Regions from separate parts of the Mus musculus genome. Here all the other regions are linked to region 1. The links are chromatin loops, found by intact Hi-C in ENCODE. Cell type or tissue: heart. All regions are shown on one strand. Each heading gives the region's core, and the rest is flanking DNA. Links, peaks and the distances in the headings are about the cores only.

Evidence for each region. Peaks named below come from ENCODE experiments on the same cell type or tissue, not always from the same donor. Only the 100,000 strongest peaks of a DNase experiment are listed, where the experiment ranks them.
Region 2: a loop joins it to region 1, with 3 times the contacts of the local background. A loop is called at or near these places in 2 of 42 quality-filtered maps.
Region 3: a loop joins it to region 1, with 3 times the contacts of the local background. A loop is called at or near these places in 2 of 42 quality-filtered maps.
Region 4: a loop joins it to region 1, with 2.7 times the contacts of the local background. A loop is called at or near these places in 2 of 42 quality-filtered maps.

What each region holds. Positions count from the first base shown.
Region 1 is chr5:54,152,134-54,158,425 of GRCm38, reverse strand. No RefSeq gene overlaps it. Among named protein-coding and RNA genes, the nearest start is that of Stim2, 160 kb to the right of the region's middle. In heart, for the core only: a CTCF peak has its summit at 3,402 (motif pointing left); no DNase peak of the experiment used is centred there; H3K4me3 peaks cover 336 bases; H3K27ac peaks cover 1,880 bases.
Region 2 is chr5:54,437,140-54,443,431 of GRCm38, reverse strand. No RefSeq gene overlaps it. Among named protein-coding and RNA genes, the nearest start is that of Gm10440, 90 kb to the right of the region's middle. In heart, for the core only: a CTCF peak has its summit at 3,943 (motif pointing left); no DNase peak of the experiment used is centred there.
Region 3 is chr5:54,254,744-54,261,035 of GRCm38, reverse strand. No RefSeq gene overlaps it. Among named protein-coding and RNA genes, the nearest start is that of Gm10440, 92 kb to the left of the region's middle. In heart, for the core only: a CTCF peak has its summit at 2,768 (motif pointing left); no DNase peak of the experiment used is centred there; H3K27ac peaks cover 488 bases.
Region 4 is chr5:54,422,385-54,428,676 of GRCm38, reverse strand. No RefSeq gene overlaps it. Among named protein-coding and RNA genes, the nearest start is that of Gm10440, 76 kb to the right of the region's middle. In heart, for the core only: no CTCF peak of the experiment used is centred there; no DNase peak of the experiment used is centred there.

The DNA.
Region 1 (6,292 bases), core at 476-5,475:
CACTTAGCATGCTGAGTGTCAGAGTCCCCAGAGTCCTCAAAATTCCCCTCGCCATCTATCACTGATTACACCATAGTAAAGCAAACATAATAGGTCCAATTCACGTCAACTGCACAATTGGGAGACAGTTTTAAATTTTATTCCGTAATGAGGGCGGCTTTATTGTTGAAGGTGCTGGAGGAATACAAATCAGGAGATTTCCTGTCTATAAAAAGGCCAGTATTAGAGTCTGGAGGAATGTGAAGTTGAGAAAAGGGACTCTTTCCAAGATTTATGTGTAAATAAAATGGGAGCTTTACAAAGTGAGGGAAGAGAACTCCTTGATGTGGCTCTCCTTTAGAAATATTTATACAGGCCTGTGAGCCGAGTCCAATAACTCAGAGTCGATATGGGAGGTGTTCACAAAAACATATCAAATATTAAAGCCCCCATTTTACAGAAAAACACCTTCTGTGCTGTATAGGCAGTGTAGGGTTTAAGCAAATGTCCCTTTGTTTTCCACTAAGAAGAATTGGAGCTCCCCTTCGTTGGTTTTACACTCTAGGAAGGAGGACGCTCCCTGTGTTGGAGAGTCAGGAAAAGTATAGAAAGGTGAGCACCAGCCTGGTCCTCAACAGACCCAGAAAGATGGCAGCTGAGTCTCCAGGCAGTAATGTAGAAATGAGGGAGGCCGACACCAGCTCTGTGGTGTAGCTCCATGGTAGAACCTCCCTAGCACATATGAAACCCCAAGGCCTATCCTGGGCACAGAGGGAAAGGAGGAGGCAGAGAAGGGATGGATGGAGGAGAAGGGAGAGATGAAGGAGAAAGAGGATGAAAGGGAGAAAAGGGAGATGGGGAGGGATGGAAGGCAAGCTTCATCGCTAGCACTAAGAGCAGGTAGCTGACACAGGTGACTGACACAGTCTTGAAGCCAAGCAATCACTGGCTGCCGAACTCTCCACACAATGTTACTGTCCTCTGCTTAGAATGCTAATGGTCTTTCCTCTTCTCCGAAAACATCTGTGGCACCCTTCTGACTCTCCAAGCCTATCCTCCAACTTCCTCCTACCCCACTTAGGCCTCAGCCTGAGCTCTGCTTCCTGTTCCAAGTCTGGCAGCCTTTGCTCATGCTGCCAACGACAGCTCAGGCGTTCAACAGGGGAGCCGGGTTTGACACAGGACTTGAGTAGAGGCACAATTGTCCAGAGGTGGAAATACAGACCTGCTGCTTCTCATAACTAGATCCCTCAGCCAGAGGTGACAGTGTCGACAATATACACCATGTATAAAAAAGCGCCTTGAAATTTTTCGCGACACTAGAAAGGTTGTCAAACTTTCAACACTCCAAGAAGGCGGATATTTATTTGCTCTCACTCACATTCCACTTAGCAGCAGCAGAGCCTCTGGAAACCTGGCCAGGACACAGGTCCTGCTTCTGTTGGGGGAATCATTTTAATTACCTCCAGTGGGGTGAAGCTCAGAGCCGGAGGCTTTGGATAGAAGAAACTCTGTTCAGACAAAGGTGCCCCAGAAAGTCTTGGTGAAAGATATCCAACCTCAGCAAAGGCTCTGAGGAGTCAAAGGGCAGAGAATGACTCCGACTACAGAGAGTGATTTAGTCACCGGAATAAGAGAGCTGGAGGTTTCACGTGCTCGGGCAATATTTCTGCTTTCTTAAACAGTTTTTAATTGGTTACTTTTGCATTACTGTGGCCAAGTATCAAAAAGAGCTTTCAAGGAGAGATTTACTTGTTTTGTGTTAGAGACGTCAGTCCGTGGGCGGTTTGGCCCAGGCAATTAGGTAGAGCATTGTGGAAAGGAGAGTTGAGCAGGCCAGGTGCCTGGGTCAGGAACATTGTAAACTGAGAGAGTCCTTGCGGGGTGGGTGGGAATTACCATAGAGGACTGTGGGCTGCTCCTCTGCCTTTGAGAGCTAGGATCCAGTCCATGCTGCCAGGGAGTACATGGGCGAGCAGAAGACAGAGCTAACATGACCAAGGCTCACTTAGAACCAAAGCTACCTTCCAGCAGACTGAGACTTCCAGCGGCAGAGGGACAATGGGAAAGCTGGTATTGGCTTTGAGACACTGGGTATTAAATTTAGGTATGCAGGAGAGTCAGGACCCCAGAGAGGCAAGGATGCTGTCCTCACAATCCAACAGTAAAATGAAAGGACTTGGCACAGTCCGTTAGACCCTCGGGAGAGTCAGTGTTTTCTCTGTGCCATTTCTTGTGTCTGAGGGCTTGTGGAAAAGAACTCACACCTGGTCTCCCCACAGGAGACCTCATCTTGCAAGCCACGCCCACCCGCCTTCAAGCCCCACCCACCTGCTTGCATCCCATATTGTGTTCACCTTCACTCACTGTAAGGAAAACCCTCCATTGCAGGGGCCATCATCATGTTGATACAATGTTACACACATCATTCCATCCCTGAAAAAAATTGCCCCCATAGGACCAAAGAACAGCCTGAGGGACACCAGAAGCCAGAGACCTCTAACTAGGAAGGATAGCAGGTGCTAAAAGTACAAAAGGCTCCAAGTTGTGGCTATGAACGGCAGAGTCCCGTTTCACACTCGACTGTCAAGTACATTAGCCAAGACAGGAGAGCACCTTCAAAGCCCAAAACACCAAAACCAAGGAATTAACTCACTGAAATATTAGTGGGTTGCGCTTGAAGACGAAATTGAATACTTAATATTTGTCTGTTGCCTTCCAAAGCAAATTGCACAAAATAACTCAAAATGAAATATTTAATTAGCTACTCTGAAATGGATTTGTTTTCAAGCCATTAATCTAATTAACACACCCAGCTCCCCCTGTACAGCACTGGCCTTGTTCAGACGAAGCCGGGATACAACTTGTATCTGTCTACTCGTGTACATGGCTATCTCTAAGAGCCTCCCCCTTGTCACACAGGCTATTTTCTGCTCCCTTGCTTTCTGTATTTGTGGGTAGCATTCATTATGAACAAAACAAAACAAAGACACTGCTCCAAATGAGGACCATTTGATGTTTCGAACTGTACAAGCTAAGGGCTATTTATCCGATGTGCACTGCAGCTGTGGCATCTGGATGCATGTGCACATGCACACCAAATGAACAGCCCGCATAATCGTGACAATTATACTTTGCAATATGTTCCCTTTTCAACTATTAACTCGGGAAGCTCCGAGGAAAAAGAAGTAGGGCGAAGGGGGTGGGGGGGGGGGTGGACCGACCTCATTTTGCTCCTTTAAAATTTGCAGCTTTGTGGGATCTACCTGCTTACCAATAAATTTAGGACTATTGATAATACGCTGTAATAAATTTACGAACAAAAATGATTCCCGCTGAAAAAATTACATAATGAACAAGTTTGGGGGGGCGTCAGAATGAAGAGCTGAGAGAATGCCAGTGCAATAGTGCCATCTAGAGGAAACAGTGGGGAACCGCACAAGCTTTTTTTTTTTCCTGCTTGGTGAACTGCAAGCCAGTAAGGAAAGCGTGACAAGCCTCTCTGTATATGATTTTTAAACGATTCAAATTCAAGACCACAGGTCTTTAATTTTTTTTTCTTCACTTCCCTGGATTTTGAGAGGTTGAACAGAGCATGCTGGCCAGGAGCAAAATCAGAACTGGGGAATTCGGACCTCACCCTCCATTCCTGAAGGTCTGAGCAGCCCCAGTCTTAACACTACCTAGTCTTTCTGTAGGCTCTCACTTCAGCTTGCTTGGGTAGTGTGGTTTGAATGTGAAATGCAAGTAGGCTTGGCTGTTCTGCCTGGTACCCAGCTGGTGGCGCTGTTTGGAGATGCGGTGGGAACTTTGGGAAGGGGGAATGTCTGGCTGGAGAAAGCATGTCCACTGGGAGGGAGGAGGTTCAGGGGCACTGCACACTTGAACTAGATCTGTAGTCCTGCCCACGCCGACCCCCCTTTTTATCATGAGACAAACAGTTCTATACCATAACTTCTGCTGCTGTGATGGTCTACCCAACTGTCTGGGCCAACCACTGAAGTCTCTAACATAAGCTAAATAAAACTCGCTTTCCTTAAATTCCTGTAGTCTGAAGAAAGCATGCCCGAAGGCCAGCTTTGGCTCAAACAGCTAGCCTGTGACATTTAGAGTGTTAAAAAAAATGTTTTTCATGTACACTGGTCAACCAAAAAGAGAAGAAACCTAGGAGGTTTGTTACACGTGTAGACATTTATCAAGTGAGGTTTTGTGCCCTGTGTCGAAATGCCAGTCTAGTCAGGTACGTGGTCCTCCCTCTCTAATTCAGAGGGTGCAGGGCTTAATGAAAATAATCTACTGCATACAAATGCACTAAGTTATTCCCCTGCCTCACCACATACTCTGAATCGACACCTGAAAATTCTCCAGCATGAATTGTGAGAGACACAATGGAAGGGAAAGGAAGGGAAAACAAGGGCCAATAAGCAAGAAGATGGAACAGTCATCTCAGACTACAAGCTGTCGTATAGCAAAAGGTGGTTGTAATCTCCAGTTTCATCGTAGCCTTAATGAACAAGGAAGAAAGTCACAGCAGGCGCCACAGGCTCCCGCAACTCCTCAAAGAATCCTGTTCTGCCCTTGCACAGCATTAGAGCTAAGATGGCCCCAGAACACCAGTGAGACAGTGAAGAAAAACTGAGGCCAGGTTGGTGGCCTTTTCCCCATCTTCATGGAAGTCTTAACAAGCGACGATGCTTTCCCCCTTGTTCCCACAACCCCTCGCTGCTTCTGAGTAACCTCATCAGACAGAGCTTTCACTGGGGCACAGTGACAGTGTGGCAAGGCATTTAGGTGGTTAGGATTGGCTCAAACACTGTACATAAGCTTACACCTTGGGCAATAAACTCTGATTCACCCTGATGCTGGGGGTCTCTGGAGTTTGATTCTGGGGGTTAGTCATCTGACTCGGCCGCCTCTCACCCTCCTTCCCCCATCCTCAGTCCTGTTCTCACAAAAATTAGCAGTGCCTACAACACAAAATAACCAAGAAAAGGAAGAAGAAGAAGAAGAAGAAGAAGAAGGAGGAGGAGGAGGAGGAGGAGGAGGAGGAGGAGGAGGAGGAGGAGGAGGAGAAAGAGAGAGAGAGAGAGAGAGAGAGAGAGAGAGAGAGAGAGAGAGAGAGAGAAGAGAAGAGAAGAGAAGAGAAGAGAAGAGAAGAGAAGAGAAGAGAAGAGAAGAGAAGAGAAGAGAAGAGAAGAGAAGAGAAGAGAAGAGAAGAGAAGAGAAGAGAAGAGAAGAGAAGAGAAGAGAAGAGACAAAGGCTACACACAACACTGCCCAGTTCTGCACTTGTCTGTTAACCAAATACATTGTTTCAAATAACCAGCAAAAGAGCTGAGCTATGGCCAAGGACTAACGACCCCTGTGTTCTGTTCTACTTGCTGATCAAATAGTTGCAGATTTCTATTAGCACAGAACAAAGGGAGCTAAAGCACACATATTATAAATCATTTAGCTGACTCCACTCTTAACTTTCCTGATCATTTCCTCACTCATTTTTTTAAAAAAATTTTTAATTAGCATATATCATTTTTCCTTCCCTTCTCTCCTTCCAAGTTTGCCATGTGCCCCCTCCTTTTCTCTAGATTATATTCATAGCTTCCAGACTTTTTTCCTTTAACTACTATTACATATATATTCATTCCTAAACATATAAATGCATCCTGTTCAGTTTGTTTGTTACGTGTATGTATATGATTTCAGGCTTGACCCACTAGGTATTGGATAACCAACTGAGAGCACATTTCTAGAGAAAACTATTTCCCCAGCTCTCAGAATTCTTTAGTTGCCTGCCATGCTTTGTCTGTGGGTGAGATTCCCTAGCGGTCCCTTGCATCTTAGTTTGTCTATTGGTGTCATCCTTGTTCAGGTCTTGTTAGGCAGCCATGATATTGAGACTTCTCTGATATTTCGAGGAGATGTAACCCCACCACCAGACATTCTGCTTTTCTCTCTTATCTCTTATAATCTTGCTCTCCCATGATGCTCTACGAGCTTTGCGTATAGGAGTTGTGTTGTAGATGGATCAGTTGTAGCTAGATAATCAAGTTCTCTGAATTTTGATTGGTTATGGGTTTGTCTGTTTGGTTGGGTTTTTTTTTTTTAATTGTTGCAAAGAGAAGCTAAACTCATCTGTGTGTATGATGTTTAGAATGCAGTTCAAATTATGCTTGTATAATAAAAGGCAGGTTTAGGTTCCCCTTCAAGATCGATGACCTCACTAGCAAAAGATGGTTAGTTAGGTTTCCAATACCTTCATGTAGAGCTGACATTAAGTCCAATTAGAGAGCTTTTAGTTATTACCAAGATATGA
Region 2 (6,292 bases), core at 901-5,900, 280 kb before region 1:
CCCAGGAGCAGACATTAGGCCTACCTAGATAGGATAAAGCAGGGTCATAGGTGGTATTGAGAGATCCTGGCAGAATGTAAAAGGTCACAGAAGCCCTCAAATTGGCAAAATAGATCTTATTGTTAGTAGAACTAGCTTCACTGATTTAGAAAAGTAAAGGTGCACAATGCTGGCCGCTCCTCGAACCTGTGTGTCTGCCAATGTTCTGACCAGGTGTGTGCCCATTGCTGCACCTGCACTAGACTCTTTTCTTGTCTCCCTCCCATACCCATTTCTTGAAGAATTAATCATTTTAGAATAGATATTGTTTAGATCTGGAAATCCCCCACTCCCCCCGCTTCTCCTCCCCCCCCCCCCCGAGGGCCTATAAAAACTGGGACCTCTTTCCCCTCAAGGTCGACTCCTCTACCCCTGCGTGGGATATGAGTCGTCCCCAGACCTCTGGCTTCCCCGAATAAAGCCTCATGTGGTTTGCAACAGTCTCGGTCTATCGTGAGTTCTTGGGTGTCTGCTATTGTCCTGAGGCCTGAGGGAGGGGCTCCTTTCGGAGTCTTTCAGTATCACAGGCTAAGAAAAGTGACCTAGAAGCCAGTTAATATGCTATATTGCCACAAATGCAAATGACTAAGGAAACAAGAGAAGTGGATATTTCTGCTGGATGACCCTGTGGCGCTGAAAGGCATCAGGCATCGACCAATCACCCACTAAAGGTTCACGAAGTGAACTAAAATGCAAACAGTTTTCTCTCAAAGGTATTTTCCCTTTCCAATTAGGGTTCTGTGAGATGACGTTAAAACTTTCCCAGCACTACTAGCAACAATAACATTTAATGTTGACTAGATATGTACCATATTTAGAAATTAAAGGTTAGTGCAGCATAAAAGGGAACACGTTTAAGATTTAGGCAGCTATCCTGGGTCATCACAAGGCAACACTGAAAGCTAAGGCTGTAGCTGCAGTTAGAGCGCTTGCCTAGCTTCACCTAGGCTGAGCCAGCTCCGGAATGGAGTAGTGATTCACACCTACATCCTAAATACTAAACAGTTAGATTCAAGAGGATCAGAAACGCAAGGTCATGCCCAGGAGAGGGTTGGCTAGAGACAGCCTGGTCTAGCTACATGACGTCTTGTCAAAGATAGATAGATAGATAGATAGATAGATAGATAGATAGATAGATAGATAGGTAGGTAGGTAGGTAGGTAGATAGATAGATAGATAGATAGATAGATAGATAGATAGATAGATAGATAGATAGATAGAATTAACCTTAAATGTGGGGAGCGGGTGTGGCGGCAGTCCCAAAGGCGCAATTGTGGCGCCTTTGGGACTGCTGCCACACCCGCTTCCCACACTTAAAGACCTTAAAGATTAAAACTTAAGCAGAGAAATATGAAAGGGCCTGGCAACAAGGAAAAATCATCCATTGCTGTTGAATTACATCAAAAGCAGCAGGGAGCAGATCTCTGGATCCAGGAGAGCTGGAGACGCAGCTGTCCATCCAGGACAGCTATAGGATCAGTGAGAAGTGCACTGGGAACAGGCTGGATGCTCAGCTACAGCTACAGCTACAGCACTCTGCTTCCTAGTGCTCTGTGCTTGTGTGAAGGAATGTGCAATGCAGCAACCAACACTGTGAAGCTAATACTTAGCTCTGTGCAGTGTGTGCCAGCTCCTGATGTGTTCCCCACTCCGTAACTGGAATGTCACAAGAAAGAGGTAGTAAAGGTTCAATAATAAGAACTTGAACGCTAACCACTATATTTAGATACTGTTGTACCCCTCTGTCTATAGACGGGGAGTCCATGAGGGAGAGAGCTGCTTAATCTTTCTCTCTTTGCAGGTTTCCAAAAATCCCCACTCATTTTGCATCCAGTTGTGCTTTGTACAAGTGCCAATCCCCTCCAATTCAGCCCTGATGTCAAGTGACAAAAGGAAATACTCCCATTTGAACTCTGCTTTTTTTTTGGCTCCAGACTCCTGCAAACAAAGGCCTTGCCTCTGATTCCCAGCTTGAGACCACTTTCTTAGATGACACATAGCCTTGTGTGGCCAAGCCGTTAAAGATAATAAATAAATAGAAGGACAATGTGTAGATTTCCCCCACGATGTAAATTAGAGAGCTGAAGCTCCAGGGAGGTCTTCCAATGGTGTCTCCCACAGAGCAAGGGACTGTTGGATTTCCGTCTGTGTGTCTCATACCATTGGTGGCCATTGATTAAATAAACATTACTTTGTATGGCTTCTTTTAAAAAAATTCAATACATGTTGATGCCTGGTTAAAAGGAAAGAAAATTGCAGTATTAAAAGACTAGTATTTTCAGAGTCTTGTGATGTAAATTGCTAATTTAAAACCCAAAATATTGTTAAAGTGTCTTTATTTAATAGCAGGTGATTGCAAGCTGTAATTTGCAAGCTGTAGATGCAGATGGTAATGTTTTTCCTCTCTTTTCAGCACTGCAGTACAGTATTTACTGCGGATCTATGCAGACGGGGGAACAGCCAACTGTGAAAGAAAAACGGCTCTGGAGGAAGAAGATGAAGTACAAAATTTGGGGGGATGAAAATGGGTTTGGAGACCTGCTCATGTCTTAGCCAAAGGAGGTTCTTCCTCTCTTCCTGGGCTGACAGGGTACCTGTTCAATAAAAGAAGCAAAAGATGCCATGTCTAGGTCTTCCAGCTGTTTCCAAATGTTAAAACATGTGTGCGAGAGAGCCTCGTATTTAATTTGGCTTGATTTGTCTATTCCTTACGAGCAGGCACGTGGAGAAATGGAGTGTGGGAGTGGAGTTGCCAAATAAAATGTAGGGCACCTAGTCCAGTTTGAAGTTAAGATAATAAACAGCAAAACTCTTATCAGAATAAGTGTGTCTTGTGCAATTTTGAATAGACTTACTCTAGCAAATGGTACAGGACATACTTACACCAGCAAGGTTTTCATGACTTATCTGAGGTTTAAATTTAACAGGGAAGCCTGTGCTTCTAATCATAGCCTTGAATGGGGAAAGGGTGTTATGATGGCAGGTGATAGACAGGGGTTAGAAAAAGGATGACACATTGTTTTTAAAAAAAAAAGTGACTTATGCTCCCCTTTGTTGTTATGACAACAAATTATCAGGCTTGCTTTGTTGTTGTACCTTTTCAAGGATCAAACTCATAGCTCTGTGACCTTTGCTGAATTTGCCATGATTGTGTCATTCACTGTGCAAGTGATTTCAAGCTGTCATTTGCAAGCTGTCATTTGCAAGCTATAGATTTGGGAGCCAAGGTTTCCACTGGAATCAAGGCCTCAAATCAACCCAGAACAATACGTTATCCCATCTTTGCTCATTGTTCTGCTATAATGCTTAGAGACTCCAGAAGAAACCCTGTATCCTAGTGATCTCCCAACTACCCTGATCACATATCAAAGCAAACCCACACTGGAGGCCATCATCAGTCCTCATTAATTATCTTCTTCCTCCTACTTGATGCCCATGGGAAACAATGGCATTGTGCACCTGATGAAGAGGGATAATGAATGGTCTCCTCTCATTCATATTATCCAAGCAACTGCTTCATAATCACAATAATAGCTTTCATCTACTGCAACCACTCACAAGAGACTTAGGGTGGACTGGACTTCTTTGAGCATTTGACCTTATCCTAATTTTGCAGAATTCTGGGACACTAGAACCCATAACTCAGTAAGGAAAATGGAAGGGAGCTCTAGAGTTTACTTGGGAATCTGACTTCCCTTTCTTCTTGGTCAGGCCTTCTTGGTTCAGGGAAGCATCTCCTGCTTTGAGATGTTTAGAGTGTACGATGCTAACCTTGAATATTACATCCTTGTCCTAGTTAATGTCTTATTCATATTTATTTTCAGAAAAAGAAAAATGACTATTCTTCATCTACTAAAGGCTATTATCTGAACCAATTAAATGTTATATTCTCTAGTGCCATCTAGAGGATTTTATACTAAGGAAATATGTGGGTCTGGTTGAGAGAGAAAAGCAAGCTGCAGCAGAAAAATAATTTCTTACCCATATCTAACTGTACTGTAACTGTATTTTATAGCTTGAATAACTGGGCAAGGTCACACATATACTGCATCTGGAGAATGTATAGGTGAGTGAAATGGTATTTTGCTTCTGTTTAGTGACACCTCAAAGGGGAAAATATTTCTCCATTGAAATCATGTCTCTTTCTCAAATTAACCCAAGCAGTATTTATCCATGATGTTTTAAAATCTGTTATCTGGACAGCTAACCTTCCCCTTGTTCAATGTTTTTTTTTTTTTTTTGTTTTGTTTTTTTTTTTTTTTTTTGTCTTCAACACAAATTACTTGACCAGGGCCAAGAAATTGTTTTAATAAGTTTCAGAATCTTAGGCAGACATTGTATGTCCCCAACACTTCCCTATTTCTTCCAATGAGAGAATGATGCCTTGACCCTTACTCTTGTGTCTAAGATCTTCTCTTTTCTTTTTTTTTCCATTTTTTATTAGGTATTTAGCTCATTTACATTTCCAATGCTATACCAAAAGTCCCCCATATCCACCCACCCCCCCTTGTTCAATGTTGATAGCTATGAATCCTATCGAGTGCTCCTTTGAAACTAAAGGAAAGGAAAAAAAAAAAAAAAACAGAGTACCATTTTTCAAAGTCTCTGTGTCTGCAGCCCCAACCACCAGCATCAGACCTCACAGGACCCTCCAAGTGTTCCCTTCACTGACTCAAAAGTACTGACTGATGGTGTATGGTGTATGCTTTTTCTAAAGTCACATGTCACACAGTTCATTGAGGTACACTCTGTTAAGCCAAATGAGCACATATTAGGGCAGTTCACAGCCTGTCTGTGTGAGAGTTCTGCATGAGGCACTTTTCCCAAAAGTTATTGCAAGAATTATTTCCCCCAACCTTCATCCATATAAACACACAATTCCCACTACAGATTTAAAATACTTACAAGATTGAATAGCACGGAATGATTTAAAATCAGGGGTGAGTTTACAATCCACATCACACTAGAGTACCAAAGACTGTGTTTCTGCCACTAAAGGGCACTTTTCTAAGTTATATTACGAACTGACTACTAAATGTCTTAGAGAATATTTCAACAAAGAAGGAACTTTATGCTAGGTTGAGCTGTATGCAATTCCTGACAATCAATTTTTGGTTTTAATTTAAAGCTTATAGGCTGAGGGGTGGTTCACTGGGTAAAGAACTTGCAGTGCAGATATGAGGACCTGAATTCAGATGTTTAGCATACCCAAGTAAAAAGCAGTACATGAGTGTATGAACCCAGCAGGGAGGGGAATAGGACCATGGTGGATCCCAGGAGCTCAGAGGCTATACATATGGCACAGCCAAAATGGTGAGCCCCATGTTTATTGAGAGACTTTGCTGAAGAAGAAGAAGGAGGAGGAGGAGGAGGAGGAGGAGGAGGAGGAGGAGGAAGTAGAGAGAGACAGAGGAACACACATGCTGTCAGCCACCTCTACCTACATATTCATAGGCAAATATACCCACCCATGCAGATATACAGCACACATGCACACACACACACTCACACACACACGCACACACACTTATTTGCAATTTAAGGAAATACAGTTTCTGATTCATCTACTTCAGTTAAGGGCTGTAGAAAGAAGCTTTTGCTGTGAATCATCTCCTTTGCTTGAGTTTTGATGGTCTCTCAGCTACTGCAAACAGCAGTTAATTGAACTGGATTACTTCCGAGGAGAACAGGACTTCCTCGTATACACATATGTGATCATCAAACCCGAGGCTGATCACACTTCACCACCAAGTGTGTGTGTGACAGTGAGCATGGAAGAGACTGTCTTAGCACTGTTCTTTCTCAGCCACTTTGTTTAATGTCTGCCTTGAATACGTGCACTTTAGCAGTTGGTTCATTTGGCTGGAGTAAGTCTTTCATGACAGGATAAAAAGAAGAGGACTGTTGTTGTCAGGAATGTATGATTGGGGTGGGGGAAGGGGTAGAATCATCAGATAAGAAGTCACTTTCTTTGATAAAAATAAAATGTACCAAGTGTTTCACAGCTATCAAAAAGCCCAGGTGCAACACTCAATGAAGTATGCAAAGGCCATGGGCCAGAAAGTAAAAATTAGATTTTTTAAATGGCATCTCCTTAATATTCAGTCAAATGATGGTTCATTTTAAAGAACAAAAAAATATGACTCTTTACATAGTTCCCTCAAAATATCCTCTTTCCATTCTTGTATTTCTTGTATAATAAGAAAGAAAGGCATTACTGAGAAAGTACAGATAGCTTCCTTCTCTATTTTAA
Region 3 (6,292 bases), core at 486-5,485, 100 kb before region 1:
TTGAAATTCAATCATTATAGTGACCCATTCAGGCAGGCTTCACAAGGCAAAAAGATTGAAGTGCTATAAATTCTTGTTAATGGCCAATCAATCATGGCTGCCTTCTGTGCCCACATTATCACCATCTTTCATGTTGCACTCATACACACAGGCTTCCCCTCAGCCTTTCCCAGCAGCCAGAAGTCACTCTCAGATGATAACATTCAGCTCCATTGACATTATCAGGTAGCTGGTGACATTCAATTAGTGAAAGGCTGGGCTCTTCTATTAAAAACACTCCAGGAAAGATAGCTAGATCTCTACAAAATGACCACAAACTCGAGTGGCATTTATACTTGTGCTAAACTAAACAGAGCTTTAAGCTTTGACAACACTGGTAGCTTTGTATTATAGCTTCTAGTGTCCAAGCTAAGGGTCTCCTGATCCCATTGTTCATTGCCTGCCATGTTTATAACTTCCATGGGTTTACTTGAGATGTGCCAAGCTCTCAGAGCAAGAATTATTGTTGCTCTGTGAGAGCTAAAGTTATGTTTTACATTTTAATTACTGTGCCTAAGAGATTCGTAAAACAAAAATGCCTCTAACCTGTAAGCCCCTTGCCCAAGGAGGAAGTACTTTCTGAAATGCTGGAGGCTATTGTTTATATGAGATAACAAGCCGAATGCTTTTGCTTCCTTAAACAAGATTGTTTAACCCAACTGCTCCAAATATGCTTCATCATATGTAGGTGGAAGGTACATAGGCAGGAAACACATTATATGTGTGCTTTCTTATGATTGGACCTGGAGGGAAATATGACTTTCTTTTTCTAATGACTTTGCCTTTTCAAGCCTCTACAAAATGTGACTTGCCACCATTTTCTGGGAATCCCGGAATGAACCTAGCCAGAGTCCACCATCCTGATCAGTATTTGATTACCCTCCATGCAACGTCTTGTTTAGGACTTTGTATAAAAGGTGCTGACTCAGGGTAATCCACAGAGTGGGCTCTGAGTATCCTCAGGCTACTCCCTGCCTGTTTTACATCCCATGGTTGGGCATTTGATTTGAAGACCTAACAAGATAATATTCATAAGCAAGAACCCAGAGTTCACGAACACTTTTCTTGTTGAAGAACAACCTGTGTGCTTTAAAACTCATAAGGTCAGAATATGAGACTGTCCTCTTTAGAATTAAAGAGACCACTTTAAGAAGTCCAGAGTCAAGCAGGAGTTATTCAAGAATCCAATACTATGGTTTTTCCCTTTTTATCAATGTCCTGCCTCCTCACCTACAACATTTGGAAAATATTTTTATTACATCTGTAATGTACAGTGTATTTTTCTCTTGCTATCCATTACTCTAAACATACATTAGTATGATGCCATTTGCATGGCATTTATATTATATTAGCTATTAAGTAACCCAGAGATGACTTAAAGTATGCAGCAGGATAGTATAAGTTCCACGCAAACCTCTCCTATTCATACAAGGGACCTGAGCATTCTTAGGTGTTGGCATCCACAGGGGTCCTAGAGCCAATGCCATGCAGATCCTGGGGAACTAGATATTTTTTTAATGTGAATATAAAAAGCATCCTAACTTATTCTTTATCAACCCCCCTATATAACCTTCACATTAGAACCTAAGGGAATAAAAAAGACCTTAAAAATACAAATTAAATTAAATAGAAAATGTCAAATTACATGGGTAAAAAGGCTGAGGAATTCAACTGTGAAATGTTGGAAATCCTTTATGCTGTTTTCTTCTACATTCTCTCACCTCTTTACTCCTGCTATAGAAACAGGTCATCTCAAGCTACTTATATCAAAAGGCATGTAGTGGGGAAATAAATAAATCAAAAGGGGGTGGGAGGACAGGACACTTCATCAGAGTTACCAAAATTGGGGCATTTTTTACTATTTACATGAAAAATGCTGCATTTGCCTACAAGCCAAACTTGAAAGATACCCTCTGGGCTCGATGAACTTAACTCCTCTGTGACTGATGGAGAATTTCATTGAGGAGTGCCCCCAGAGAAGATTCATCTGGTCTCTGGTAGATTTCTCAGCAGCCAGTGGTGTTCAGCTACACCATGGGGTGTGTAAAATAAATAAAGGTTAAAGGATTATCAAAATGTGACCAACATCCGAGCTAACAGCACGCACCTTCGCGGGAGGGATATCAGTATTAAGGCAAAACACACTCGACTTTGGAAATGAATCTGTGGGAGACAGCTGTTCTGGACTTCTCCTCACTGGGGAACTGTTACAGAGAATCAGTTCAGAGTAGGTCCCCAGCAGCTGGCCCAGGCTCCTGGGGCTCCCTGAGACTTTCTGGCCCATCACCATTCACTTTTGTGTCTAGAAATCTAAAAGAGTATGGTATTTGAGCTCCTATATCCCCTTTGGAGGGGATTAGCCATGAAAACAACAGTGTTTGTGTAATGCTAGGATGAGGACTCCAGAAGGGGAAGTCTTTTATCTGTTGGTCTCTACTGGTAAGCACTGTAGGAGAGCAGGCAACACTGGGAGCAGACCTTTCTTAACCAGAGTTAACTGGCTAGACTTACTGTCTGCCAACCAGTTTGAAGAGCCTGGATTATCTTATTTAATCCATACACAATCCCATGGAGTCGCCCTTTTATTAACTGTAGTTTTCAAATAAGGAAACAATAGTGCAAAAGCAACTTGCCCAAGGTCATACAACTGAGAAATGGGGAAGCTTTGAGCTGGGCCCAGTTGGCTGGAGACACTCTCTTAACAGAAGTGCTACAGTGCCACCCTCTGGTCCTCATGGAGAAACATCCTTTGCCAATGAAATCCAGTACCATGGTATGTGTCCCCTGAAAATCTACTTGTTGAAAAGTAATCCCCAGATTATTTAAGACTGCTGGTCCTCCTACTGAATTGCCCTTCTCCTCAGCTTCTTTCAATCTTCCCTAATTCAACAGGAGGGGTCAGCTGCTTCTGTCCATTGGTTAGGTGCAAATAACTGCATCTGACTCTTTCAGCTGCTTCTTGGGTCTTTTGAAGGGCCGTCCTGATAGGTTCCTTTTTGTGAGCGCTCCATAGCCTCAGTAACAGTGTCAGGCCTTGGGACTTCCCCTTGAGCTGGATCCCACTTTGGGCCTCAAACACTGGATCACCAAACAGACAGCATTCATCAGCTGATATGAGGCCCCCAACACACATACAGTAGAGGACTTCCAGGTCTGTGTTCTTTCAGAGATGACGCACCTAACCCTAAAGAAACTGGAAGTCCCATGGAGTTTAGAAGTCAGGTGGGGTAGGGGGTGGGGGGTGGGACATCCATGTGGAGACAGGGGTGTGGGGAGGAGGTGTGGAATGTGGAGCAGTCAGAAGATGAATAGGAAGGTATGGGGAATGGAATATGAAGTATAAAAATGAATTATAGATAAAATTACATTTAAAAAACACAAAAAATAAGAAAAGAAAAGCAATGCCCAGGGGGGAGAATATCTGGGGAATGGAGTATTGGGAGGTAATTAGGTCAGAAGGTTATGGCCCCCGAGAGTGGCAATAACGTACTTACAGTAGAGGCTTCAGCTAGGACCTCCTGAAAGGAGGCATTACATTGGGAAACCAAGCCCACAGATGAGGACGTGGACTCCCTCTGGTTACTAAATGAACAGGTGCCTTGAACCTGACCTTCCCAGACTGTGGGTCTCTGAAAAGTGAAGTTTTGTGGTCTAAGCCCCTTCGTTGATGGGACTTCCTTGTAACACCCAGAACAGCATAAGTGCCAATCATATTATCTAAGCTTAATCAAAACTTAAGCCTGTGGAATGAAAGAGCTCATTAGAGAGGATGAATACTGACTTCATTTGAATGTGAACATTTGGAAGTTACACACCAGGCAGGAATGAACCTTGAAATTGGGCACTATGTAACCAACAAATCCTAGAGGATACAGAATACAAAGGTAAGAGAAAAGAAAAACAAACAAACAACAAACAGAAGCTTTAATGGCAATGGCACAAAATCCAAATATAGTTTCAAAATAAATAGTACTGTATATACAAGCAATATTATACAAATCATAATCATGTATTTAGAAATATATATGTGAATATACATATGTTGAATAACAATTAATGGGGGGAAAGGCCATGAATTTAAAAGAGCAGAGAGAAGCAGATGGGAGGGTTTGGAGAATAGGGAAGAGAAGTGGGAAATGATGTAGCTATATTTTAACCTAAAAAAATAAAAAATAAATATAATTTAAATGGTACTATAGTCAGATCCTGTCAGCAGCTACATCTGTTGGCCTGGTTCTTCTACAGATGTCCCTGTCTCTCTTTCTCTTCTGGAAACAAGGCCTCTAGTATGGCTACTTCTGATGGTGTCATCCAAGACTTCAAGAATATAAAGGTGTGGCAGCCCTCAAAGCCAGAAGTGAAGGCACTCAAGAAGGTCATGCTGTTCTCTCTCAAAACAGGAACAACATCCTGGAGGAGAGCAGGAAGATCCTGGTAAGATACCCAGGCCAGATTGCAGAGGACCATTACATCACCTCAGCCAAGATGCTGGCAGACAAGGGCTGCAGCTGTGCTCTCTATGGTACAAGTTAGAGACCAAAGAGAACAAGAAGAGGAGCCCTGGTGCTCATCTTCTAGGCACTTGATAATTTGTATCCCCCAAGAGCAGGTCTGGGGCTGCTAGACACCTAATGCTCTATGCAGCTCCAAGGATGCCATCAGGATGAGGATACTGGAAATCATGCATGAATTATAAGCAAAGTGCTATGAAGAGGTCAAGGACCACTGGACACTGGCAGAAAAACTAGGAGGCAATACTGGTAACCCCTTGGGGAGCAAGTCTTTGTGAGCCACCTCTGTCCCCCTACCTGGAGCATCTAGTAGTCTCAGACCTGCTCTTGGGGATACAAGCTGCCTCTTCCCTGCCATACTGGAGGCGATGGGGGATCCCTGTGGGGGGAAGAGCAACTCCTTCACCCCAGTTGCCAAACACTCCTCCACACCCACTCCCCAGACCATCTTTTCTCCATCCTTGACAAACTGCCACTGATCTTCTAATTCCTCTTGGGTTTAAGCATAACAATTCCCCTCTGTGGCACACAGTTTTAGGGAGCCTTATTTCTTAACAACCCCCCTACTACTCATCTCTCCTATCCCATGCTGCCAACATTTAACAGCAATATAACTGAACTTGTCTGTTTAGTTCTGTGTGTAAATGGAAAGTTATCTCAGACAGCTGGGTGTCCTCCCTTCCCTCCTGTTCTTGGCCACTTCTGAAAGCAGGACCACTAAGAGACCTTCAGTGTAAACAATTTCTGGACCACACTGGCCCATGCCTTTAAGTCCAGCACTTTGGAAAGTAGAGGCAGGCAAATCTCTAAGTATGAGGCTATCCTGGTCTACAGATCAAGTTCCAGGACAGCCAGGGCTAGACAGAGAGACTATCTCAGGAGGAAAAAAAAAAAGAAGAAAATTTTAAAAATAAATGGTAGTTCCTTCAGTGACTTAGTGTTTTATAGTAAGACCGTGGTGGAGTCTTTGTGGAGATCATGATTCTTACAGTTAAAGCGCCACTTAATTTTTCTCATTTTCCTCTGTCATCAAGTCCACTTAGAGCTAAATTTGTACATTCTGACTTTAAGTGGTAGTATGCCATACATACACTTAACCCTGTTCTTTCATTATGCTTTAATCACACTTTAGCTACTTTTCCCCAACAGTTGTATATGACTTTATTAAAGAATCCAAAGGAAAATATCAGAAATGATATTCACTGATGCCGATGTTGTTTGTTTCTGGAAGGTAGCATTTGGCAAACTATTCTAAGTGTTAATAATCATTATTATAACCCTTGCTATAATTAGAGAGTCATTTGTTTAACAGTCACATACATGGGGCCAGACATGGAGGTGCGTGCTTTTAATCCCAGCACTCAGATGGCAGAGGCAGACGTAATTCTCTGAATTCAAGGCCAGTAAGGCCAGCTCGCTCTACAATCTACATAGTGAGTTCTAGGACAGCAAGAGCTATGTAGGGAGACAGTATGAAACATATACACACATGTGTGCATGCGCGCACACACGCACACCCACACACAATCACATACATAACTAACATTTATATGACAAGAACTGTTCGTGGCACCGAACATGGTAGCCCACATCTAGAATCCAGTCAGAGCCACATGAGGGCCTGCAGAAGAGGCCAATGAGGATAGAAAAGGTGCTCAAAGGTTCTAAGGCACCAAGGATAGACGGAGCCCTACAGCACGTGGTGGCTTCTAGTACAGAGCTTTTGACTGAGAACCAAGTGT
Region 4 (6,292 bases), core at 740-5,739, 270 kb before region 1:
CAACAGTATCCTCCAGTCGCTCTTCTCTTACAGCCACAATTAGCCTTTTTTCAAGGATTCTGCTCGGCTCAGATTTTTACAATTTTTTAATTATGCATTTTACGATATTTTAATTTTATGTTTATTCATTATTAATCATCTTTATTATATTTTAATTGTCAATGCAGCATCCCAAGCAGGGAGAGGGAGAACTTCACAAATAAGAATATTAATTTATATGCCTTAAAATAATAATTAGGATTTTAATAAAAATTACTCCCCTTAATAGGTCCCTGGGGAATGTAAATCCCCACCCTCTAATGAACTAATGAGCTAATGCTGAATATCATTAAGCACTGTGCTCACTTCTAACTGAAAGATTTTAAAGAGAAACAGTAAACTTCCAAAATGTTTACCTAGTTGCAAGCAGCAGCTTCCCTGTAAAGAGCTGTGCACACAGTCAAGATGTGTTGTGTTTACTCACATCTCTCCTATTCTGACACCCATTAGGGAAAGGGACACAGATAATTTCATTGCTGTTTCCACTTTGCCCCTGATTTTGTCCCTTATTACTGCTGTCTAGACTTCCCCTGGGGAAAGACAAATATCTATTGACCACAAATAGGGTACTGAGGACAGAGCAGAGAAAGTATGGTAGCTTAGTGAAGTGTAACTTAGTGGGCCAGTGAATTTATGGTATGGGTAAGGGGTTATTCACAGGACCATGGTTGAGTCAAAGGCAGCTGCATCACCAAAAGTTCCACTCCAGCATGGGTGATGACTTTCGAAAGCTGAATCTCTGGCTTTATGAGTACAAAGGTCAGGCATCGAAGCCACTTGGGGAATTTCCCCTCTCCTGAAATTTTTATTGTTATAAAAATTGAGGAAGAGTCCTGTGAGTCTTGTACATTTCAGGAGCTTCCTTGACCTTCTAAACTTGATTTACTTCCTGGGACTAATAAGCTGCCCTTCTTCATCCAGAAAGGTTGGTTTCAACTTAAAGGAAACAGCCACACAACAATGAGACATGAGCTACCCATAAAAACACAGCTCTGCAGAGCATCCTGGGAGCCACTCAAGGTACACACCTGCCAGTCAGGATGATGATCATCTTCCATCCAAGTATGCCACAGTGTTCCAGAAACACCAGGTGTCCTTCACAAGTTCCTGAACATGGATGAGACTGTTGTCTACCTCTTTAGCCTTGAAGAGCAGAGAGAGAAAGCAGCTTGTGGATTGGTTTTGCTTTGTTTTGCTTTGCTTTCACAGCTACCATGCAGAAATCATATGGAGGTTGAGCATACCAGATTCCTTGACACGCAGACTACCCTAGAGACTGCTAGTTTGCCTCTGAGTTTTTCTATTGTTTTGTATGGACACAAAAAGGAGGCTGTATGTGTTCTTCTAATGAGCATGCTCTTCTGAATTGCCAACAGTACTCTCTAGTAATGAATCCACTGATGTATAGCTTTATTGTCAGTTGAGAGTTTTTATAATCTGCTCCCATTTTGTAATCTAAGAAAGTCATTCTTGGCTCTGGCATGTCTCCTTCCAAGCAAAAGATGCTACAGCCATCCTGGAATTAACTTCATATTCTACCAGTCTCACTTTAAAACAGTGTTCTTTTAATGGATTTGAGGTATATCTCTTACCAGTAGGCTTTCAATGTATTCCTGTAAGGAGCATTAATTTTTTTAATGCAAAATGTGGTTTTTAACCCCACAAAATAAAAACAGAAAAGAAAGACATACACACGCATGTGCACACACACACACACACACACACACACACACACACACACTCACTCACACACGGGCACATATGCATACATTCACATGTAGGCAGAACATTTGAGGGTTGTTTGTTGTTGGTTAGCTTATTTTTAACTAACTGTTAAGACAATTCCTTTCGTATTATTTGGACTCTATCCTTCAGGATGAATCACTTCAAGAAAATTTCTATCCTGTTTACTAGGGGAATAAAATCTCCATGAGGCATGATCAGTAAAAGCAGTTAGCCAGATATCATGAAGAGTCATTCTTGCAATCGCATTTGGTGGCATGCCCAATGCCTCCTACTTCTCTAATTCATATGCACTTCTTGTAGTAAAACCCTGGGCACTTATCAAGGAAGCCCTTGATAACTAATCATAAGAATGGATCCTTCTTGTTTTTTACATGCCCTGTTAATTTAAAAAAAATTTTTAATAAGTTCACCTCCTAGAATGCCATGCATCTCATGCCAGTGATGACTACAGAGTCAGCACAGGATTCTTCCACAGGACTTCTGGATATGTACCCAAAAGAGAGGTGGGGGGAGGAAACCTTTTATAGAGATATTAGCAAAGCTATTTATTATTGCATTATCGAATATTATGGAATCCAGATTATGAAATCAAACCAGCAGGCTATCTTATATGAACAAATACTGAAGCTATAGTATACATGTACAGTAAAGTGTTTATATATCCATAAAGATAAAGACGACTAAAATTATACCATTTTCATGAAAAATGGAAAGACTGGGGTTTCCAAAACTACACAAACATAGAGACAATTATCATGTGTTCTTTCTCATACATGAAATCTAGGGTGGGGAAAGGAAAACAAAAGTGAAAAACAGAATACTAGAGATATGGAAGAAGCAGGGGTTATTGAAGAAGGAGTAAACATGATCAGAGTAGAATATAAGCTTATGTGGAGACGTCATAATGACACCCCACTTTGTACTCTAAATGCCTACTAATAAAAATGATCATAAAAATTAATACCAAAGGAAATGCCTCATGCCCTTGGCTTCACACTCCTACTTTGTCAACCAAGGAACAAAGTCTGCTGGATACCTCAAGAGTCCCAAAGGTCATCACAGAGCTTTAACAACTAAATGGGCACATCTGGGATCAGTAGGATATTCAGAGCCACAGAAGGGCAAACGGGGACAAGGGCTGAGGTTGGTTTTTATAATGAGAAAGCAGGAGGGACCATCGGAAAACTCACAGAGGTTGACTTGCTTATTTTTCGTTCTTTTCCTATAGGCAAGCAATTAACTCTCAGAGGAAACTGGTTGACTAAAATACCCCAGTGTCTGGGAAAAGGGCAAGGTAACAGCAATACACAGACCAAATTCCAAGAATTCTGTAACAAAAACTATACAGTTGATATAAGCTGTGTAAAGGATGGCTTGGAGAAAAAACTATTTGGGATTAAATGGGTAACATCAAAAAGTTGTCACATAATAAATGTCACAGCTTGTCTAAGGAATGAGAAGACCAAGAGATGCCAAAGCAGTGCCTGCCCCTGAGGAAAACAGAGTTCACAGCCTCATGTTAGTGGTAGAGGGGCATGAGCCTTCCAAACCTTGTATATTCTTCTTGTAGAGAAAATATCCCAAACTATCTTAGTCCAAGTTTGGTAAACATGACTCAGCTCTACCACTCTTGGGGCATATAACTAATGGACATTACTTGCTGCCACAGAGGGATACTGACTCATGTATATTTATGGCTGCTCTATGCATAATAGCCAGGTGATTGAGTCAGCCTAAGTGTCCATCAACAGATGAGTGGATAATGAAATTATGGCATATATAAACAATTGGATTTTATTCAGGCATAACAAAAAATGAAATTTGGAAGCTTGCAGGACAATGGAGTAAACTGGAGAACATTACATTAAGCAAAGTAATCCAGGGTCAAGAAGACAAATACTGTATGCTCTCTATAGTGCAGATCCTAGCAATTGTTAAATTGTCTGTGCGGGAATAAATATGAATAAAGGCCAGGAAAGCATAAAGAGGACTAGGAGAGTCTTTAAGAGAAGGAGTGGGAAAGGAAATACAATGCATGAAATATGAAAATGCAAGAGGGGACCCAGATGCGGAAGGATGGAGGAAGGGGGACAGCTGAATGGGGAAACTGAGACAGGAGCTGGGGTGAGGATTCAGCCAACACCAACATCACATATGAAGAAAATCTACCCTAAAACTAACTGTTTGCTCTCATTTTTGCTCACTGGAAAGACTTCTAAATTTAAATTTACTTCCAAAATAGATTTGCCAGCATTCTGGTTCAATTATATTGGTAGTTAACAGTATCTTAGCTAATTATTCACATTGGTATTCTGGTTGATACTTCTTTGCTTGAGAATTTGCCTCAGGTAACTTATTGCATCTGAACCTAGTTTGTAGGAACTACTGAAAAAATGAACTCTATCTCGATAGTGTAAACCTAAAGCTGCATAGGGCCATGTTCTATTTTTCTCCTGCCTCTTCTCAGCATCCTTGCTATCCCATCGGATACCTATATCTCTAGTACCTGGTTACTGACATCTTAGCTTTCATTACTGCCCAAGGTTGCCATCCTTTATATGTCCTTAATATCTACAATCCATCCAAGGCAATTCTCTGTTCTGCTATAGCACGCAGGCAACAATAGCCTTAGCCTCTGAAAATAAAGGAGTATATAAGATCAAGAATCAATACTGCACCACGATGCTTTACTGTACCAACACTTCTTCCCCAGACTTAGCCAAAATATTGTCTGTCAACCACAGAACATTCCCAACCTTAGTTCCTATTCACATTCATCAACCTTCCTATAATCTCAATAGAAAATGATGTCTGTCTGCATCTTAGGATTTGTTTACAATACTTCCATTTACTGAATGTATTGGTATAATCCTGTAATCACAGAACTAGCAAGTCTGCAGCAGGAGGGCAATGAATTCCAGGCTTACGTAGGCTCCATAAGAAAAGACTGCCTAAGCAAAATCATAGCTAAAACTGGTTACCAGGAGATCCTGAAAAGGTCGCACTGTTCTGTTAGAATCTATTCATAATGTGAGATTTCTTATATATAAAAATGCCACACACACATGAAATGATATTAGTACTACTATGAACCCCAAGTACAGGACTTCTTCCTTTACCCAGGCCTCTCCTTTAAATGTTCCTTTCATGAACAACTCATAATGACAGTTAACATTAAAAAAAAAAAAGGAGTGAACTCACACGTGCACAATACCACCACAGATCTCCAAGGAGACATTTTCTTCCATTATTGTGATTGAAGTATTACATAAAAGAAATAAAGAGACAAATTTAATTTCCAGAATGTCCCACTTGCATTCCTCAGCTGGTAGACTATAAGATTTCTGCTACTCTATGAATAGTATCCTGAAAACATAGCCCACACAGGAGGAAGTGCGGCTAAGACCTGGAAATAGCTTCCTGATGGTGTCTGAGGGATGCTCGGCCACAGGTAAGTCTGAAACTTATCCCAGCTCTGCAGGTGAGAATTTCAGTTATGTGAGTAGAAGAACATTTTTACTGAGAACATTTTGAAGTCTGACTTTCAATTGAAAGCACAAAATGGCCTGATGCAGTGATGGAGTCTTTGCACTGCTCATGGGAAAGTGATGGTTACGACGAGCTTCGGAGCAAGAGCTGCATAGCAAGGGCTCTGCAGTGGTAGTTCAAAGCCAGGACCAGGATCTAGGAAGGAAATATGCATCTTCTCTGTAGCTCAATGTCCAATTTCTGAAACAAAGTCTTTCTCCAAGGGCTCTATTAGTTGAAGAATACCAAATGGTCTGATCATTGCCTGACACTATAATATGTCTATAATCGTATGTCTCCTGATATTAGACTTGATTAAATGAGTATTTAAATGTAATTTGTCGACTAAAAGTGCAAATTTTACTTGAGCCAGTGTCCTTTGCTCAGAGACCTCATTCTTGACAGCCAGCTACACCAAGGAACTGAGGGACACGATCTACAGGAAGTAGATGGAAGGAGTTACTTGTACTGCTCTGAGAGTCACAGAGATTCCAGTCTTTCACAAGAGGGAGGAAGTCTTGTTAACATATGTACCTTTTTGATTTACATTTGAGGTTGACATTTTAGATTCTAAAAATTTCAGGCTGTGTCAGACTGACAGCTACAGATATAATAGTGTGAATTTAATGATGGTGTTGAGTCTCCTTCCTAACTTCTATGACAATGATCTTGCCAGTTTTAAGTTTGTGGCCCAGGGCCAATGCTAGCCAGAAGCCTAGGAAAATACTTCTTGTATTGGGATAGCATGCAGTTGTGGCTATGAGTTTCCAAGGTCGTTTTGAACTCTGCTTCTTTGTGATGCACATAGGCTTTGCAAGGAGTTACCAAGATGAGAAATCCATGATCCTGGAAGGAAGTCAGAAGTTCTAAAAGCTTTTTATCCCTAATTTTACACGAGCTCTTTGTGCGAACAACATTTCATTTTCAGCATGTCAGCATATGTGGAGATAGAAAGGTTTGATCCCGGCCTTCTTGCAGT